Regions from separate parts of the Mus musculus genome. Here region 2 is linked to region 1. A link is a loop called in an ENCODE intact Hi-C map of the cell type or tissue named here. Cell type or tissue: heart. All regions are shown on one strand. Links, peaks and the distances in the headings refer to the core of each region. The heading gives the core; the rest is flanking DNA.

Region 1 (10,311 bases), core at 2,030-7,029:
TTTCTCACACCACCTTCCCCCTGGACCTTTAGTCTCTTGGGATTGAGCTGAGGAGTGGCAGTGGGATCTTCCTAACATCCTCTCCCTTGTCTGTGGAGGTGAGGACAGAGATTTCACGCAAATGGTATGGCCACGACCCTGAACTTCTGCCAGCTCGACGGACCTGCACTGAGTGGACCACACCTCCCCGATCGAGATTGAAGGTGCTGACCTCTGAGTGCTAGGCCAGCCATCATCACAAGGGCCAAGCCCCAAACCCTGTGCTCAAACTGTCATGGCACCACGGGCAATGCGGTCCTCCCTACCGTTCTCCTTCCCCTTCTCTGCATCTGCTTTCTCCAGGTCCCCGTATATCAACCTTCGACTTTCTCAGTTCCTGCATCTGCTCCCATCTGTTCTTTCTTCCCATCTAGGGCTATTGCCCAAGGCCCAGAGAAACCAATAAACTTGTACACGAGTGATCCACAGTTGAGTCAATGTGGCTCCGAAGGGGCGCTCTTGTCAGCAGCCATTATTTGCACTTCCGGTGCATTCCTCATCCCTTGGCTCCAGCTGCCTCATTGCCATTTGTCTCTATATGAATTCTCATGTTTTATTTATTTTTTAAAAGCACTCTCTTTTGTCCCAAACCCCTCCTCCTCCCCTCCTCTCACAGGCAGAGATGCAAATCGCTTTTCTGTCTTGTATGCGTGGAGTGTGCCACATGTCTGGATTTGGCTGTAAATAAATGCTATCTGTTATGTGTCTCATCCTTCCACTAATGTTTTCCCCAAGCACTGTGCTTTTAAGGGCTCCGCTGCACTGCTGAGGGTACATCTGGTCTCCTGTTTTGACTACACTGGGTCACCTGACACCATTGCCCTTGGGTTACCCAGCCCCTTCCCTCTAGGTAAGCACCCATCTGTCTGTCCTTCCAAGGACTGTAAGACAAGCCTCTCTCTGGGACTCACACCAGGAAGGGAGCCCCGGGGTATCACACCTCGCTTTGTAATGATTTGGTTATACCACATTGCAGGCTTGCGGATTAGCAGCCTAGCCGCCCTTGCATTCGACAGTGCTTGTAGCCCCACTAGCGTCTGGCATTCTCCTTCCACTTAATGCTTACAAGCTAAATGGGTGTAAAGCGGCAGCCTTTTCCTTGATGTCAAACAAGTGTGAACAGTTCCTCTTGTGCCTGTTATCCTTCTGAGCTTGTTCTGGAAGTCGCTGGTATCTTTGTCTGAGGCGTGGGGGAAGCCTTAGCTCCATTTATCTCTCCTTTGTTCCTCTATTTGTGTCCTGGCTTCGTTACTTTTTTTTTTTTTTAATCACCACGGGAAAAAAATGAGGGAAAGAGAATTTATTTTTGCTCACAGTTTGAGAGGGTACAGCTCACCATGGTGGGCAAGGCATGGCTGGGGAACAGTTCACATCTGGAGCAGCAGGGCTGCATGACAGTTGGTTTCCCTGCATCAGCATTTGGGAGGGTGGGAGCTCTGGCCGGAACCAGAATCAGGCCAAAACCCATAATGCCCTTTCTCCAGGAACCGACCTCATCCACTAAGGACTTACTCTGACTCTGCTACAGTCTCCCTGGACAGTGCTTTCCAGGGACCAAGTGTTCGAACATGAGCTTATGGGGGAGGGGATATTTTCCATTCCAATACTAGTGTATGCCCTCCTATGTCCCACCCTACTGCTAGCTGCCCTCACTAGATGTGGTTCCCTTTACATCTTCATTCCCCATCATCTTCCACCCTCCTTGGCAGGAGGAAGGAGAAACAAATGGGTGCTGTCCTTAGGGACATGTTTGCTGACTGATTGGGGTAGAGGGTTTCAATTGGACAGGAAGAAGTATACGTAGTGTTAGATCAGTCACAAACCCTTTTCAACTTGGTCTACCTCAGCAGCTATGCTCTGTGGAGCCTACTGCATGCTAGCAGGAAGCCCTGTCCCACTCCACAGCCCTCCTCATAGATTTCTCCTGCTGCCCTAAGAGCTCAGCCCTTCCCTTCTAGCTGGCCCTACCCGAGTGGGCTGATGGCCAGGTGCTAGTCCCCTTGTTCTGAGTTTGCTTGTGACTCTGGGATGCCCCATTATCCTAGGCAGGATCCGCTCATCCTCCACGGCCGTCTTTCCTATCCGGGTGTCCTTTCCTATGTACTGGGAATGGGAAGGCTAGCCTGATGGTGTGCAGGTGTGTCTGATGGAGGATGATGACGTTTTTCCTCTCACATTTAGGAGGATTCCTGAAAAGGGTGCAGCTATACAAAGCCCATGATTTCCTGCTATAGGGCTTTTGCCTTGGCAGGTGTCAGGCAAATGTCAAAATCAGTATGGTCCTGCCTGAAAGCCACTGTACATTGCTCCTTTTAGTCTCAGATCACATAACTAATTAACAATCATTACTATGTTTTGGGGCACCGAAGGAATTACAAATGAAATAAAAACCAGCTATATTCATACACAAAGACATAGGTCTTAAGATTTCTTGTTTCCTGAAAGGTTTTTTTGCTTTGCATTTTAGAAACATCTTGGTGTCACAATGCATTTGTCAGTTTGTTTCTCGTCTTTATGCTTGAAAAAAAATAACATTCAAAGACAATAAGCACATGGAAGGATGGTCAGCATCAGTAGTCATGAGGAAAATGCAGATAAATCCACACTGAGATATGGTCACACCTAGGATACGGGAGGCAATGGGAAAAAATAGACAAAAACAAATGTTGGTAAGGACTGGTAACGGAGAGACTGGAACTCGCACATTACTGGTGGGAGTGTAAAAAGGCCCCCTGCCTGTTTGATAAAATGTTTTCCTGTTTCTCAAAAGTGCTAACCTTGCGTTACCTCATGAAAGCACTCCTAAGCATGGGTCAGGAGAACCAGAAACAAAACCAGAAAAACACTTGTATATGAACGTTCCTAACCTCTCGTCCTCTGACTGGTACATTACAGTATAGGCAGACAATGGAATGCTAATTCTGTCAGAAAAAGCTCCTACATACACAGACCCCCCAGGACACTGCTCCGTGAATGAAGCAAGTTCTGATACTTCCATTGGCACAAGATGTCCAGCATTGTTAAAACAAATGTAAGGCTGTTGTGGCTGAGGGAGAGGCATGGAGGTGACTGCTAATAGCCGAGAGTTCTAAAGTGACTGATTCTAAAACTGGATTGCGATGATTATGACTATACAGAAAACCACAGAATAGTAAGTACACTCTAGAAGGATGATTTTTCTGTCTGTGCATTATATCTCAATAAAACTGTTACCTAGGAATGAGTAAGTGGGTTGATGAGAGGCTCAGCAGGCCAAGATCCATACTTCATAAGTCTGGGGAGCCATGTTCTATCTCTGACATTTATGGAGAAGGTGGAAGGAGAGAACCAATCCAATATTCTCTGCTCTTCTAACCCATGTGGCACCACGGCACACGTGTTCCTTCCCTGAGCTCTTAAAAACAGTGATTAGTGGATGCTGCTGCAGGACATCTGGAGACATTTTTTTTTTCTGCCATGAAGTTTGCAGAGTCTCTATTGATGTCCTTTATTTAGCTGAAGGTTATTTATGAACTTGGTGAAGCCTTCCTCCTCCTCCTCCTCCTCCTCTTTTTCCTCCTCCTCCCCTTCCTTTTCCTTCTCTTCCACCTTCTTCATCCTCTCCCTACTCTTTTCTCTTCCTTTTAAAGTGAATATCTGTGGTGACAGACTCTCTTGCATGAAATTCTTTGTGAACATTTAAAGGCGGGGGTGGGGGTAGGGGTGGGGGTGGGGGTGGGGGTGGTGTGTGCTCAGAATGAACAGAGATTCCAGAGTCAATTCTCCTAGACTCAGGATTCTTGCACTAATGCAGACTGTTCCCTGGCAAAGCTGGTCTAGTGCATTTTTGCACGACAGTGACAACATGATGGATTTTCTGCACCGTTCCCATGGAAACACCTTCCATTAACACTTACTGGTATTGCCACTGCTGGTCGAGTTATTGCAGTGCTGTTGGCTAACGGTTAGTGTTAGCTTGGTTAGTGTTAACATTAGTGGTTAGTTAGTGGTGAATAGTCAGTGTTAGCAGTTAGAGTGTCTAGAGTTATGTTAGTGTTGAGTGTTAGGAGTTAATAGGGTGTTAGTTGCTAGTTAATAGCTGGTGGCAGTAAATGCTACTTAGTGGCTAGGTAGCACTTACTTTGAAGCTTATGATGTCAGTTGTGGTGGAATCACTGGCTTTAGGAATTATGTAGCTGCTCCTAGGGGTTTTATTGTGGTTACTTCTTGGTCCCTTCTGATTTTGTTATGAGCCTTAAATCCCTACTATAATGCACACTATGACAGGTCTCTGTAGACTTAGAATATGTCTGTACATGCAAGTCCATGGCTAAGCTCTTGACTTGCAAACTCTTTCTATGAGTCTTGGCTTTTTCTCTGTGGCAGGAGAGGCTGAGTAGAAGGTGATGTCTAAGGGTTTTCATGAGGGGCACTAAACGGTCTAGGGTATAGTTCAGCAGTGGAACCTGTGTCCGGGAAGGGCACTAAGTCAGAGGAGAAAAAGCAATGCTCGTTCTGGCCACCAGGTGGCATATGAACTGTGTCAAGAGTGGGATCTCCTTGAAGGAGGTCCTGATCTAGACAGGAAAGAGGCCTCCCAGGATCAGGCCTGGGGCTTAGCAAGTCTAAAAGGCTGGGGGAAGAAGAGGCTTCTGGGCTGGGAAAGGAGGGAACTGGAAGAAGGGGAGGGCTGTCTGAGAGACCACCCTCGCTGGGTTAGATATGTATAAGGAGACAGAGAGGGAGAAAGGAAGGAAGAGAGGGAGGGAGGAAGAAGGAGAGGGGGAGGGAGAGAGAGAGAGCACCTATCAACTGGGAGCAATAGAAGAATTAGTGTTCCCATGGGGGTCTCTGTGCAAGAGTCAGGCTGTAGGGAGTTTCCTGGGCGTGTCCTCTTTTGGGAGAAGTCTTCTTCCATTTTCCAACCCACATGCTTCTCTCAGCACCTCTCTTCAGGTCCTGAGAGGAGTTTTGCATGGAGGTAGGAAGAAAAGAAGGGAAGGAAGGAAGGAAGAAAAGGAGGGAGGAAGGAAAGGACTTTCCTTGATGCTTCCGTTTGCTCCTAGGAATTTGGAAAGAGCCTCGTGCTAGGACCTGAGGTTGGATGTGAATGACTAGGCAGAGAGGGCATGGGTGAGGGCTAGAGAGGGACGCTTGGACCAGGCACTTGGCTGACTGTGTATCTGCATGGGGATCCCTCCTGGCTCTGCTACTCAGGCATGTAGACTGTGGATGATTTCATTGCTGGGAGCCAGGCTGTGAGAAGGCATGTGGGGGATTTACATTCCCCTGGGACTCTCTTGGGTTTGTTCTTAAATTATTCACGTGAAGCTCCCTGTTCCTTCATTAGGTGCAGAGAATTTAGGGATGTCTGTTTCACTTTCCACTCTGCAGGAACATGATTCTGTCAAGTTCCATGGATGGGGAAAGTTTGGGTCCTGCCCCTGCTGTTTTATACCAGCAGGGCTGAGACAGCAAGTCCTGCACTGCGGCCTGGATCCTCCTCAGGTAGCAAGTGCCTTCCAAGCAGGCTGACCAATCAACCGCTAATGTGACAGATGATCAGTACAAGGAGACAAATGGCCACTGTATCGACTGTACTAGCCCCAAGTATACAAATGGGAAGTAAAATGTAGACAGAACAAGGCTCAGAAATACCAGACCTAGTGTGGAGATTTGTATTGAAGGCTTCCTATAGGATGCATAGCTAAGCTAAGTTAGACCATGAATTTGAGTTGGCTAGGTGAAGAAGCAGTATGTGCAAAGGCCCTGTTGCAGGGAGGAGCTTGGCACTGAGGGGACTAGAAAGAGGTACAGTGAATGAGTTTCAGTGACAGAAGGGGAAGTTGACCAAGACTGCAGTGGGGTAGGCCAGGCTACACCCAGATCTCAAAGTGCCAGGAGAGCCGCAAGAAGCTATCAAAAGTGTCTATCAACAATACAAAAATGTATAACAAACCTTACACATTTAAAATAGGCTCCCCCCACCCCTGTTCATGTATTTAGACTGAAATTTAGGCAAAGGGCTCTACTGAAAGCCCCGGGGTCTAAACTGGAGCCTCTAACTAGGAAGTTTAAAGCATGGTAGTTTAAAGCACAAGGCCAGACTCAATAGTGTCTAAGTTCGGGTTTTATTGCTGTGAAGAGACACCATAACCAGGACAACTCTTATAAGGAACAGCATTTAATTGGGACTGGCTTACAGGTTCAGAGGTTCAGTCCAATATTATCCTGGCAGGAAGCATGGCAGCATCCAGGCAGGCACGCGCTGGAGGAACTGAAAGTTCTATATCTTGTTCTAAAGGCAAACAGGAGGAGACTACTTACTGTCTTCCAGGCAGCTAGGAGGAGGTCTCAAAGCCCACCCCTATTGTAACAGACTTTCTCCAACAAGGCCACGCCTCCTTACAACAAGACCACACCTCCCAATAGTGCTATTTCTTGGGTCAATCATATCCAAACCTCCACAAAAGCTGTAAACAGTGGCAGTTAACTTGTGAAGTAGCGTTTCTCAGAGGTTTCCTGGGATGTGTGTGGAGATGGAAGGGAGAGAGTTTCAGATGAGAGTGGCAGTCAGTCTGAACAGATCTACAGGGACAGAGAGCCATGAAATGCCCAGTGAGGTGGACATGAGGTATCTTGGGGCTGCAGGGAGAAGTGGGGTTGAAAGAGATCTGGTTTGGAGTTGGAGATCATGGCTGTTGGAATATGACTGGGTTTCAGCAACAAGAGCACAGGCCAAGCCACCTCACGAGGAACAACACCAGCTTGACTTCCTTTAGGGTCTGACTGGGAAGTCGGAGTCTCCGAGGAGGCTGAGAAGGAACAGCCAGAGAGGTGGGAGGGAGAGCAGATGAACGTGGAATTATGGGGCCAAACAAAGAGTGTGGTAAGGAGTTTCTGGCGAAGGGTCTGAGCACTGCTGAGCAGCCTTTCAAGAGGAGGCTGGAGGCGCATCCAGGATTTGGCAGCACCGCGCACAGCAAGAGCAGATTTGGCAGGGGATTGGCAGACGTGGGTAGCCAGACGGAAGGGTACTGAGAAGTGAATGGGCCGTGGGAAAGTGGGGGCAGTGTGTTCAGCAGCTCTTGACTGAAGTGTGCCTGGGACAGGAGGGGACACTGTAGGTAACAGGAGGCAATTCTGGGTCCAAGTGGATCCAAGCAGGTGTGACTGTACTTGGCTCTGAGAGAATAGGGCACATGTGTCATTCAGGTGGAGATAGATCACTGGTGGAGGAGGGTGTGGTGCAATCAAATGAAGGTTGCAGGGGACTGAGGAGGACTAAGAATCCAAGTGGGAGCACGGCTGGGAAGAGGGTATTTGCCTAAAGGGAGTAGCAGAAACTCATGGGGCTTGGCATGAGAATTGGTAGAGAGAAGTGGGCTACTGGCTCCGAATTCACCATGATGGCTAGGTTCATGGTTGGCTGGAGTTTGGGTGATAGGAGCATATAGAGATGGGAAAGTATAGTAACTGGAGGGTAAAAAATAGGAGAGGAGGGCACATGGGTGACTGATGACCAGTCAGTATTAATAATCTGGGAACCTCAACTAGAGAAGGCAGGGTTAGCCTTTCTCGGAGACAAGACATAAGAGACTTGGCTCTATTTGCAAGAGAGCATATGCAGTGGGCATGGAGCTGAGGGGAAGGATGCAGACTGAATGGGACGTGGACCTGGGAGGTTTAGTGTCAGGGTGGAGTAGCAAGCTGAGGAGGAACCCTGGGAGGAGAGGAGGCTCTGTGCATGCAGCTGGGTCCTGGGGTCCTGATAAAGCAAAAGAAGAGACTGCGGGGAGTTGGGGGCATTGTGGAGACAAGGAGAGAGAAGACTAGTAGGGTACTGACCATTTGTCTGGGCATTTCTGTCAGCCAAGGTGAAGGTTGGGGCTTGAGGGACTAGGAGAACTTGGGCCAGAGTCTCCTGAACTCTGGGGCACCTTCAGAGGTCCAGGAATCTCAAGAGGTGGGACTCAACATGGGAGGGATAGCAAAGAGAGAGATAGGGCCAGGATGGAGAGGACCCGGGAGAGCTGCAATTGCTATAGGAAGCCTGTGTCTTGAAGCTTGTGTCTAGAAGCCTGTGATGCCTTTAGCCTGTGGCTTCAGGGGCTCCCAGAGGCCCCACGCCTGGAGCCCTTATGTGGTGTTGGAACATAACAAGAAGCAGCAGGGTTGGATTTATTTTTTCAGTCAGCTCTGATTGGCTCACTCATGTGTATGAACCTCTTCCTGTGGACAGTGCTCTTTCTGGCTGGCTCGCAAGCTTACGCTCATCTCAGCTCTCCATTCTTCCCTCTAGGAGGCTCCAGTTCCCAGATTCAGGGCAATGAAACCAGAATAGCACACACAGCAGCTGTGCTGCCTCAATAATACAAACATCTGGGTCCTGGGGCTGCCAGAGTGGCTGGAGCCTTTCTGCATGCAGACAGCCAACATCTTCCTAGTTAGAATTTCCCCCTGCCCCTACTTTCTCTTTCTTGTCCTCTCTTCCCCTCGAGGTCATTCTAACCCAGGTAGTGTGTTGTTACATGATACGTGATGAGAATGTGTGGCGCTCTCCCTGCCTCTCAGTGAGGAGAAGCAGGTGGGTAGCATACGTGTTCACAGATTCTTTTGGGGCTCTGGCTTCCCTGCAGCAAGTAGGTGGGTCCGCGAGCCTCCCTCCCTCAGAGGCATTGCATAAGCAGCCGCAGCCCTGAGTACATTCCCATGGTTACCGGGCTGGGAAAGGCTGGCCGAGATGGCATCGCCATGGCACCGGCATGGTCCACAGCTCTGCTGGGCGTGGCTCTGGTATGTGTAGCTCTGGTCTCTTGCTGGACAGATGGCCTTCACAGAGGGCCCTCCCAGACATCCAGTGGCCTTGGATATCATGATGTGAGGTAAGCAGACAGGAGCAGTCTGGGTGGAATTTGAGGGCTTCTCATGTCCTCACAGAAGGCCTTCAGTGGCTCAGCCAGCAGCCTTGCTGTGCGGTAGCTCTGAAACCAGTTTTTCCTCATCAAGGGCTCAGCACAGACCAGATGGGCCAAGCCACAGCTCTGCCCATTGCCTACACCCCCTTGGAAGCCCCTTACTCAAGCCCATAGGAATGAGGAATATGGAGCCTGGGCTCCATAGCCATCTGTGTTTGGCCACCCTCAGGCAGGCTGTGCCCAGGGATGCTACAGTCAGGGATAAGATCTTCAGACCTAGGCCTGTCTGGGGGACACAGGAGAAGAAGGGCATGTGAAATGGGTGGTCGAGCTGTCAATGCAGCTGTGGGGATGGCTTGAAAGGAGAAAGTCGGAAAAAGGGGCTGGCAAGAAGGCAGAGGCAAAATTCTGTGTGTCTCTCCATGATCATGTCTGCATATGAAGGCTCAAAGCTAGTCTCTGTGGTGCTAGAGCACAGGAAACTCCATGTAGAAGGTAGTTGGATGGGGAGCAAAGATGCCGTGTGGGGCCCGGGGAAAGCTCAGTAGGCATTCCTCCTATAGGGACACCACCAAGTAGTTCCCTGAAGCTCAAGCTTGCGTCTGTGATTGTCCTATAAGATGTCCCACAAAGGGTCACCCAGTTCTTCCAGCCAACCAATAAGGATCATCCAAATCATTCTAACCAGGGTGATGTCCTAACCCATCCTCTTGTCACAGTTTTCCGTGTGTAAGTCACATCATGCTGCATCAGACTCCATGCAGACCCTAAACTGAGACTCTCTTGTCCTTCACAGCCCATGTAACAAATAGGGACAAAATAAACCTTATCACCTCCCTGACGTGACATTTGTTTTTAAAGTAGGACACCTGGAACAAAAAAGCAGAGTGTCCTCTCATTTGGCTGAGCACTGTGTGTCAAGCCTCTCAAATGGTCCAGAATGTCTGTGAACGTGCAGTAAGTGTCAGCTCTGGAGCTAGCCAGCCAGGAAGTCCTATACAGCAAGGACCAGCTATACATTATCGAAGCATTCCATTTATATGGCCAGTCTTCCCTCTGCTTCACTTACAGCCATATCCACAGATGGAGTGGGTCCTAGTCATGATCCATAGCAGATGTCTGTCTTCAACTGTTTTGTGTTGCTAGGACAAAATGCTTGAAGTTGAGTAATTCGTAAAAACCAGGCATGAGATTAACTCACAGTTCTAGGTGCCCAAGAACATGGGGACATCTCAGATTTGGTGAGGACCTCTAGGTTCCTCAACACGTGGTGGATGCATCACACTGGGAGCACATGCGGAAGGGTGTGTGTTTGAAGACTTCACAGGGCAAGGCAGAAAGGGGAGTCTGAACACCAGGAACAGCTTTGTAGCAC
Region 2 (10,311 bases), core at 2,851-7,850, 560 kb after region 1:
CAGTGCTTATCTGAAGTTTGACCATTTGCATCATTGGCTACCGTGTGCTTCCAGTTCCAATCCTACTGTACATTGTTCTAGTTGGGCTGTACATTGTTCTAGCTGGGCTGCTCCTACTAGATACTTCTCTAGTACATTTTGTTCAGGTTTTGCTTGTTCCAGGCTGATGACTGTCCTTCCTATATTGTGCTTCTGTTGATAATATGGCTGTCACGGGGGAAATGCAGTGGCTTAACCTGCTTTTTTTCTATAGCAGTTCTTCCTATTTTCTCTTCTGAACACTTTCACCATTTGGAACTCAGACAATTTTCTGCATGTCAGGAGAGAAATCAGGGCAGGAACTTAAGACAGGATCCTGGAGGCAGGAACTGATGTAAGGACTGTAGAGCAGTGTTGCTTACTGGCTCACTCCCCATGGCTTGCTTAGTCTGATTTCTTATAATACTAGGGTCCAGCTGCCCAGGGATTGCACTATCCATGGTGGACTAGGTCCCTCCACATCAGGTATCAATGAAGAAAATCCCCATGGGCCAATGTTTCTCAACTAAGCTTACTTTTCTCAGTTGACAATAACTTATGTCAAGTGGACAAAAAACCAACCAGGATGCTTGGAAATAGTCTGGAAACATATATACAAAGCAGAAGTACATCCTTTCACCATATCAGATATTCCCATACAGCACATCCACTGCATCTATTTTACCCTAGAACTGTAACTTCCATGCTGAGTAAGTTCCTTGATGGCTTCCCTGTCTTTCATTTTGCTTCTTTGTCCGCTCAGGTCCTACAGAGTATTCAGTCAACAAGTGGTAGCTGTTCCATAAGTAACCAATAACATTCAAGTACATTTTATCTAAACTAAAAGTGACTGGGAATATCAGTAGTGTAAGAAAATGTAACATGAAAGACATTCTTTTAAGAATTATCAGAATAAAAATAGGTGCATGTGGTAGTTTGAATGAAAAAGGCCCTATAGGATGTTAGGGATTGGCACTATTGGGAGATATGGCCTTGTTGGAATAGATGTAGCATTGTTGGAGAAAGTGTGTCACTAGGAGTGGGCTTTTTGAGGTCTCAGAAGCTCAAGAAAGACCTAGTGTTTCTCACTCTTCCAGCTGCTGTGCATCCAAATGTAGAACTCTCAGATACTCTCCAGCACCATATCTGTTAGCATGCCACCATACTTCCCACCATGACAATAATGGACTAAATCTCTGAACTGTAAGCCAATCCCAATTAAATAGTGTCTTTTATATGAGTTGCTGTGGTCACAATGTCTAAGACAGTGAGTAAGGTAGAGATGAAAGGACTACATATTTAGATACAGAAGGTAATGCTCCAGCCCTCTGCCTGCCTTTCCTCTAAGCCTATGCGAGTTGAAGTCCCTAAAATCTCAAACATTTTTATTGAACATGAGATTAATTCTAGAGTTTTCTGGTTGCTTTTCTAGACATAACATTCAGTCAAGAAAAATATTCAAAGGGCATCAAATGAAAAGTGTTTTGAAAGGGGGTATTTAGCTAAAGTGAGATTCTGGGAACTACTCAAAAATGGGGCGCCTGGAGGCTTGTAAGATCACCATTACCATCCTTATGTCTAAAAGACCAGAGGAAGCCTATAAATTGCCTTCGAAGAGAGACCCATAGGAGCTCTTTTGATAAATGCACAGCTGTTTTCTAAAGGCATCCTGGAGAAGAAGGCAGTGAACACAATCTAGGCAATTCTTCCTGTTCTTAAATCTCCTAGCCTATGGGCATCTCCCATTGTCTGAACACCAAGTAAAGACTAGAACACAAGGCAGTACATAAAGTATCGTGAATGGATGAAGACATGGGCATGGAAGGGTGAGTAGAGAGTGAGTAAGGACAGTTGGCCTCTGGAGGAAGCCTTCTGCTCCCACTCAGCTGCAAGTGGGAGAGGGAGTGCAGCTATAGAAGACATCATAAACTTGGTAAGTCTTTATTCACTTATGAGGTGCCAGGAATCAAACACAGAGTCCCTGCATGCCAAAAAACAAACAAACAAACAAACAAACAAACAAACAACAAACAGCATGCCAAAGAAACAGCCTAAAAGAAACAGTTTAAAAGAATTAGTTCTTTAGCTTTACAATTCTTTTTTCTCTCTTTTCTATTTTGAATTTTTGCTTTTGATGAACTGCAATGCCATATAAGAGGAATAATTCTTCTTACTATTTGAATTATTAACAAATAACTTGCCAACCAACTAATTGACTTGAACGATAGCATCTCCCAGTCTGCTTCACAAGATAAGAACTATGTTAGGTGAGCATTATAGAGATTAAAATTCCAACTAATGATGCTATTTAGACAAGAGAAAACTTAGATTTTCATAGTATCATGTTATTTGGATTTTTAATTCACTATTTATCTAGTCCTGGGAACTCCTATCCCTCTGTTTTGGAATATGGAATAAACCCAGGTCTAAATTAAAATTTATCATTATATCAAATTCTTCAGGACAATGAATCAGACATACTTCTCAAAATTGGATCTGGTCTCTTTGTTTTTATTGAAGCAATGGCTAATTTAAAAAAGAAAAGAAAAAGTGTACACAGACAAAGAAGGTACTGTTTAAGGAATAAATTCATATACTATTCTATTTTCAGAATATTTATCTAGACTGAAATTGTAACTTGCTTTATTTCAATATCCTGTGTGGCTAACTGTTCCTGGAATATTCATTGCATTAAGCTCACACTCCGTTGGCCTCTTGACCCCCTCTAGGCAGAGGTATATCATGTGGAGGAAGGAAGAGAAGGGGCAGGCATACTGGGTCACTCCTTGGCATGATTACTCTGAAGAGTTCTTTTTAACAGTTTCCAAGGGTCATGCCATTCTTTAAAGAAAACAAGCAGAGAAAGCAGTATGCTGTAACTATGTAGAAATAGAATGAGAATCTGAAGGCCTCCATGGAGAAGGCTGTTTTTACTCAGTTACATATCAGGAAACCATTTCCTCAGATGACAGAAGATGTGTAGAGTTGTGTTAGCTGTGTTTTAAAGTGGACATATGATGCAATAGTTCATATAAGCTAAAGCTCAAATGGAAGACAACAGTTTCTGAATAAAGATATGGCCAAGGTCCACCAAAAGAGGGCAGCCTGTGTGAGGGGATGGTAAGGTGTCGTTCAAAGACCTGCAGCTCCACTAATGTCATACCCATGACCATTAGTATTCCCCAAAGAGAAAATGCCAAAAGTATCAATGACTATGTCTGAAATCATAGAATATACCATAGAAAGTTGAATAGCTGAGGGAAAATTGTCAATAAACACTGACTAGGAGCATAGTCAATACTTTCAATTGTTTGGTATTCGATATCATCAATGGAAGATGAGCTTTAATTTTTACTTTAACTTTTATTTTTAAATAACTTCTTATACAATATAGTTTGATCATATTCTTTTTCCTCCCCTAACTCCTATGACATCTTTGCTCCTCTCCCCTCCCTTCCTCAACTTCATATCTTCAAGTTCTCCCGCCCCCCTCCCTCCTTTCCTCCTCCCTTTCTCTGTAAAAACAAAATACTGACCACGTGTTCTTCCCTAGGAATGTAACTGATATATTCTTTGACTGCATTGAAGAAAACTATCCCTGCCCCCGGAAGCTGTCACTATGCAAATAGTTCCTTGTAAGACCTTGTGCAGGTCTTGTGCATGATGTCACAGTCTCTATGAGTTTATATGTGAATCAGCCCTATTGTGTCTAGAACCTGCTACCTCTTTGGAGTCAAGAGGGTTCATCAACCTTGGCTTCTACAATCTTTATGCTTCCTCTTTCATGTAGATCCCTGAGCATTGAGTGATGGAGTTTGATACAAAGGCACCATTTAAGGCTCAGCATTTCAAAGTTTCTCACTCCCTGAAAACTGTCCAGTTGTGGGTGTTAATTAGTATCTAGTGTCAGAAAAAGTTTCTGAGATGATAGATGAGCCATGCACTGATCCAGTATAACAACATGTTATTAGGAGTTATTTTATTTCTATGATGTTCATTTAACAGAATAATACTTCGTTTTATGCCCATAACCTATCTATTCTCAGGTTCTTGACAATATCAGACGCAGTTTCTATCTCATGGAGTGTGTCTAAATCTAATAAAAAAGTTGTTGGTTATTCCCATAACATCTGTGCTACTATTGCACCAGAGGGTATATCTTGAAGGCAAGCCACTGTTGTAGTTTACAGAATCTGTAGCTGGGCAAAATAGTAAAAATTTAAGATGTCATTAATTCAAGAATAATTCACAAAACATTAAACTACTAGGAAACTAAAAGTTGTTTTTCCAAGTTTCTAAAGAACATAAAAAAAAGAGGGCTTTATTTAGAGACAAAACAAATGCTTACACATGCACACACACACACACACACACACACACACACACACACGCACGCACACATCTTAAGGATTGACTATAAAAAATTCATAATATACTATTTAAACAGAAGGAGGGTACAAAGTGGGTAGTACTACTTTGTTAATGCATACAGGTTCACAGGAGCTCAATGAAAGTGCACTGGGCTAAAATACACAGATATATATAGAAATACTTGTCTTCCCACATGATTAGATAAAGATATTTTTCATTTTCTAAATTGTCTTCACCGTTGTGTACTGTTTTATAATAGTGAATTAATTAATACTTAATGGTATCAAGCCAAATAAATTTACTTTTAGAGAAGTACTTTTTTTCCAGTGACTAAGAAATGTAGCTATTCTGACTGAAGAGTGGAGGAGAAACCGCTAAACCTGGAATAATAGAACAAGGAAAGGGAAAAATTCACAGCTTGCAAAGCATCAGCTGAGGGCTCACGGGCACTCTCAAGTGTGCTGCAGAAATCCTCCATCGGAAAACCTGAACTCTCTAGAACTTCTGGCACGAGTGAAGGCATTGACATGTTTCAGATAGGTTTTTCAAAACCCATGAACATACTATCTCTTCTTCATGCATATCTGGGATGAGACCTGAGGTCAGGAGAGCAGGCATCTTTGCTGACACTGTATAGCATCTAGGGCAGTATAAGACCTGAGGGGACCCAGTGCACATTCTAGGGATGAAGGGTCCCACAGGAACATCTGTAGCCCTGCCTCTGTGCCCTGCACTTCTCACTGCATTAGCAAGGAGTTGACTCACAGCACGAATGTGTGGGACGCCAGAGATGACACAGAAAGGTTTCCAATGGAAGTCAAGCTATCATTGACAGAATGAACCTTGAACGCGTAGGAGCCAACACAAAACTTAGACAAGAATAGCTAATAAGGAAGGCTCTAGAAGGTCCCCCACGGTACCTAATTGGTAACCCCATCTTGACTTATGCGGGGATCTGAAGACAAAACCATAAAGATGTTCCGAAGCATTTGAAATGGCATTCTAAAAATGCCTCCGTGATAGCCACTCCAGCCCAAACAATCCTCGCTGCTTCCTATTGGGCAAAGCCGCCGCTCTTCATCTCAGGTTCCAAGCCCCTCCTGGAGCCCTTTGGTTTTGCGTCATCTGTAAGTCCACACAAGTCCTAAGACATGTGACTCAGCCTTACCCCTGAGAGGTCACAGACTTCCTACCCTGTGACAATGAATGAGAGAGACACTTGGCAATTAAATAGGTAATATCGAATCTATTGATGTAGATGGTTAACCCCAAAGTTCAAGGTTGGACCATGTTTTCTTATTCTGTATGATTTCTTCATGTTCCTTGTCCCTGTAAACCCTGTTTCTTTTCATCTCTTTACAATTTACATTTCAACTCCTTCCCCTCTTTTGTTTCCTGAGATGCTCTACACAAAGACTATTTTCAATGCAACTCAGGTGCTTTTACTATTGACACAGTCCAGAGAGAAGGCTTCTTCTATTGGAAGGTCTTGGCAGAGCCCTGGCTCCTCCGTGGTTGGTGTAATGCTGCCATCTGGTGGTTACTTTGACAAAATGCCTAAGGCATCTTTCCCTTGGGTAGGTAGGCCTGTTAGCTCAGTACAAAGGTGAAGTTTGCAGGCAGGGCTCACCCAGCTGAAATAGTAAAATCTAAATTCTAGAAGGCAGATTTGCACTGTAGAAGTTAATTTCTAGTTGCTATCAATGCTATCCATCACAGTCATGAATTGTGTAAACAGTGAGACTGAATTATAATAGTTAAAATGATGTTCCTTGGGAACTATCATTACATGTTCTTAGATTTACACATATACTATTGGGCATTAACCTCACTCGTCAGAAGCCCAATATAAGAGAATAACAGTTCCTACATAGGAGAGACAGAATCCAAAGCTGGTAGATGTGGCTATAAATCTGCCAGATGAGTCAGTTGGGTATTCTAATAGCGTGTTAGCTAAATATATTATGAGTTTAGCCTCTAGGAGCCATGGGATAGTCAGAGCTGGTGAACTATCAGTTATTGAGAGCAAAATGAAATCAAGCAGAGGTTTGGGTGGTGAGGGGTGTCATTTATCTAGTTTTGGTTTAGAACAGGGACCAATGAGAGGGGAAGTTTGTATGATAAAAATTTTCTAAAAGAAAAAGAAAACCTTCAGGAAGCAAGGTGGACAAAAACAAAACAAAAACAAAAATAAAAACAAAACAAGGCCTCCACTTAGCAGAGTGGACCAAAGCTCCTTGGGAGAAGGTTCCCAGAAAAGGTCCGCTGGCATAAGCTCCAGTTCTCCTAGGCGTGGCCTGGCAGGCTTCAGGGACTGGGTGGGATGGCCCCCTGAGATAGCGCTGCTTCCATTACTCTTCAAAAGCCATGTTCTTGTACCGGAAGTCAAGCCCTCCTGCCTGGGTGTTACCTTGAGGATGTAGCAGTGATAAACGATACTCATTTGTATCTGTCTGTTTGCTTAATAATCCATCATAGCTATCCCAGACTAGGGGATTTCTCATACTTTATCTCTTTTAACTACTACAGCCCTAAGGGGAAGTTTAAAATGAGGAAATCGAGAACTTAGCTGCTGGTAGTCCCTGAAAACACTTTATAAGGGGCAAAGATCTTAGTCTCCTAAAGAAACTAAGCCATCTGTAAATTGCCCCACACATTTCTTATGTCTCTTAGAATGATTCAGGATGTACACATTTGACTTCTAAAGCAAACAAAAACTGAAAATCCTGTTCGTGAGAGCATCATGCTCAACTCTGTTGTTCAGTCACACCATGAAAGGGAAATCTCGGTTTGGTCTTTTGTTAAATTTAATTAAATTTGAGAGATATCACTTGAGTGAGATTTAGCAATTGTGTGTCATTTTACAGGGATACAGTTAATGAAATGTAACTGTTGTCAATACCACAAATACACACCCTTTAGAACAAATGACTCCTACAGTGTAAAGACACATCACATTGTGCCTGTAGCTGTTTACAGTACGTCCTCCTACTCAGAAAAGCTCCATCTATCTGCAAACCTTAAACTGTAACTATTACAAATGTGTTGAATATATGAAAGATGTAGACTTTTATCTTTGCTGTTCTTTAAGCAACTTTTATATACCATTTAAATTATAGTAGGTATTGTAAATAATCCAAGATGATTTTAAGACGGAAGGACAGTTGCGCATACGTCACATGCAAATATCGTGGTATTTTGTGTGAGAGATTTGAGTAGCTGCAGTTTTTACTATTCTGAGGGATGGAGTTCCATGAAACCAGTCACCTACAGATCTCAGGACCAAAAGTATTTCCATTTGGATCAGGTTGTTAGAGACTAACCAGTTTATGGACAGATTTTGGCTTAGTGGCAGAACATTGCTTCCTCTGAGCATGGCAAGGATAATAGCAGCCATCAGCCATCATACATCACACTGATGGCTCCTGCTCCAGAACAAGAATCTTGAAAATTGTTCTGGAAAAGTGAGTAGCAATAGTGTCCAGGTGATGCCTAAAACACTTCACTAAAGCAAGTGGCTCCACATCCTGTTTTGCCTCCCCTGCCCTGAGTCTTAAATCCTCTTACTTAGGAATTTTCTCTCTTGATGCTATAGGCCAGGGGTGATGAAGGAGATGTGGAAGTTAGTCCTGCTTACTGAATATCTACAGTCAGGGCCTCCTGAGGTGAAACAGGCTGTCGGGGGACCTAAAGCACATATGGTAGCTTGAAGTAGGAAGCTCATGTAGAAAGTGTTCAGGGATGGTCTGCTCACTTACCTGATGAGTAGATGGGCTCTATGTAAAGTAGTCAGGGCATTGTGTGAAAAATATTAGAAAATCTACACAAAGCTTTTACACTGTTATTATAACAATTATCACATAATTTACAAACATTACATAAATTACAAAATAGGTGATTTACTTCCTAACTTCAAAAGTACCCGGAGAAGTTGTTTTGTTTTGTTTTGTTTTGTTTGTTTGTTTGTTTGTTTGTTTTTTCAAGACAGGGTTTCTCTGTATAGCCCTGGCTGTCCTGGAACTCACTTTGTAGACCAGGCTGGCCTCGAACTCAGAACTCCTCCTGTCTCTGCCTCCCAAGTGCTGGGATTAAAGGCGTGCACCACCACGCCCAGCTACCTGGAGAAGTTTTTTAAAATAATATTTTTATTTTATTACTTTTTGAAATTTCATACATCTATGCAATGTATTTCGATCCTATTCACTCACCACCTCTCTTCAGTGTTCCCTAGGATCCACCCCATCTCATTTCTTTTGTTGTTGTTAGAAACTCCCTGAGTCCAACTAATGCTGCCCACATGCAGACATCATCTTCTCTCCCCATTCTCCTTCTCTCCACTAAAACTTTAACCTTGAAAATTACCCCACTTGCCTTTCATGTTGTCTATGTTCAGCTGACAAGTTATAATGCTGGTTGAATTTGATTTTAACAAGATCAACCAGCTCTTAAATATGTGACACAAATTAAGTATTATAAAATAAATCTCTATAAATATGTGACATACAATAAGACAAAAAGGCCACCAAAAGATTGGGAAAGGATCTTTACCTATCCTAAATCAGATAGGGGACTAATATCCAATATATATAAAGAACTCAAGAAGGTGGACTTCAGAAAATCAAATAACCCCATTAAAAAATGGGGCTCAGAACTAAACAAAGAATTCTTACCTGAGGAATACCGAATGGCTGAGAAGCAACTGAAAAAATGTTCAACATCCTTAATCATCAGAGAAATGCAAATCAAAACAACCCTGAGATTCCATCTCACACCAGTCAGAATGGCTAAAATCAAAAATTCAGGTGACAGCAGATGCTGGCGAGGATGTGGAGAAAGAGAAACACTCCTCCATTGTTGGTGGGATTGCGAGCTTGTACAACCACTCTGGAAATCAGTCTGGCAGTTCCTCAGAAAACTGGATACAGTACTACCGGAGGATCCAGCAATACCTCTCCTGGGCATATATCCAGAAAATGTCCCAACCGGTAAGAAGGACACATGCTCCACTATGTTCATAGCAGCCTTATTTATAATAGCCAGAAGCTGGAAAGAACCCAGATGCCCCTCTACAGAGGAATGGATACAGAAAATGTGGTACATTTACACAATGGAGTACTACTCAGCTATTAAAAAGAATGAATTTATGGAATTCCTAGGCAAATGGATGGACCTGGAGGGTATCATCCTGAGTGAGGTAACCCAATCACAAAGGAACTCCCACAATATGTACTCACTGATAAGTGGATATTAGCCCAGAAACTTAGGATACTCAAGATATAAGATACAATTTGCTAAACGCATGAAACTCAAGAAGAACGAAGACCAAAGTGTGGACACTTTGCCCCTTCTTAGAAATGGGAACAAAACACCCATGGAAGGAGTTACAGAGACAAAGTTTGGAGCTGTGTCAAAAGGATGGATCATCTAGAACTTGCCATATCCAGGGTTCCATCCCATAATCAGCTTCCAAACGCTGACACCATTGCATATACTAGCAAGATTTTGCTGAAAGTACCCAGATATAGCTGTCTCTTGTGAGACTATGCCGGGGCCTAGCAAACACAGAAGTGGATGCTCACAGTCAGCTATTGGATGGATCACAGGCCCCCCAATGGAGGAGCTAGAGAAAGTACCCAAGGAGCTAAAGGGATCTGCAACCCTATAGGTGGAACAACATTATGAACTAACCAGTACCCCAGAGCTCTTGACTCTAGCTGCATATGTATCAAAAGATGGCCTAGTCGGCCATCACTGGAAAGAGAGGCTCATTGGTCTTGCAAACTTTATATGCCCCAGTACAGGGGAACGCCAGGGCCAAAAAGTGGGAGTGGGTGGGTAGGGGAGTGGGTGGGGGGGTATGGGAGACTTTTGGGATAGCATTGGAAATGTAAATGAGGAAAAATATCTAATAAAAAGTATAAA

What was found. Hi-C counts contacts between places; a loop is a spot of excess contacts. Peaks named below come from ENCODE experiments on the same cell type or tissue, not always from the same donor. Only the 100,000 strongest peaks of a DNase experiment are listed, where the experiment ranks them.
Region 2: it touches region 1 in a loop (3-fold over the local background); 6 of 42 quality-filtered maps call a loop at or near these places.

What each region holds. Positions count from the first base shown.
Region 1 is chr6:55,388,071-55,398,381 of GRCm38, forward strand. It overlaps Ghrhr (growth hormone releasing hormone receptor), which reads left to right. Exons shown (of 13, transcript NM_001003685.3): 13 at 99-460. The coding sequence ends at 224. It overlaps 6430584L05Rik (RIKEN cDNA 6430584L05 gene), which reads left to right and starts at 8,817. Exons shown (of 4, transcript NR_046179.1): 1 at 8,817-8,903. In heart, for the core only: a CTCF peak has its summit at 4,523 (motif pointing right); a DNase peak (open chromatin) is centred at 4,541; H3K27me3 peaks cover 4,411 bases.
Region 2 is chr6:55,944,997-55,955,307 of GRCm38, forward strand. All of the region lies in intron 9 of Itprid1 (ITPR interacting domain containing 1), which reads left to right. Among named protein-coding and RNA genes, the nearest start is that of Ppp1r17, 67 kb to the right of the region's middle. In heart, for the core only: a CTCF peak has its summit at 5,922 (motif pointing left); no DNase peak of the experiment used is centred there.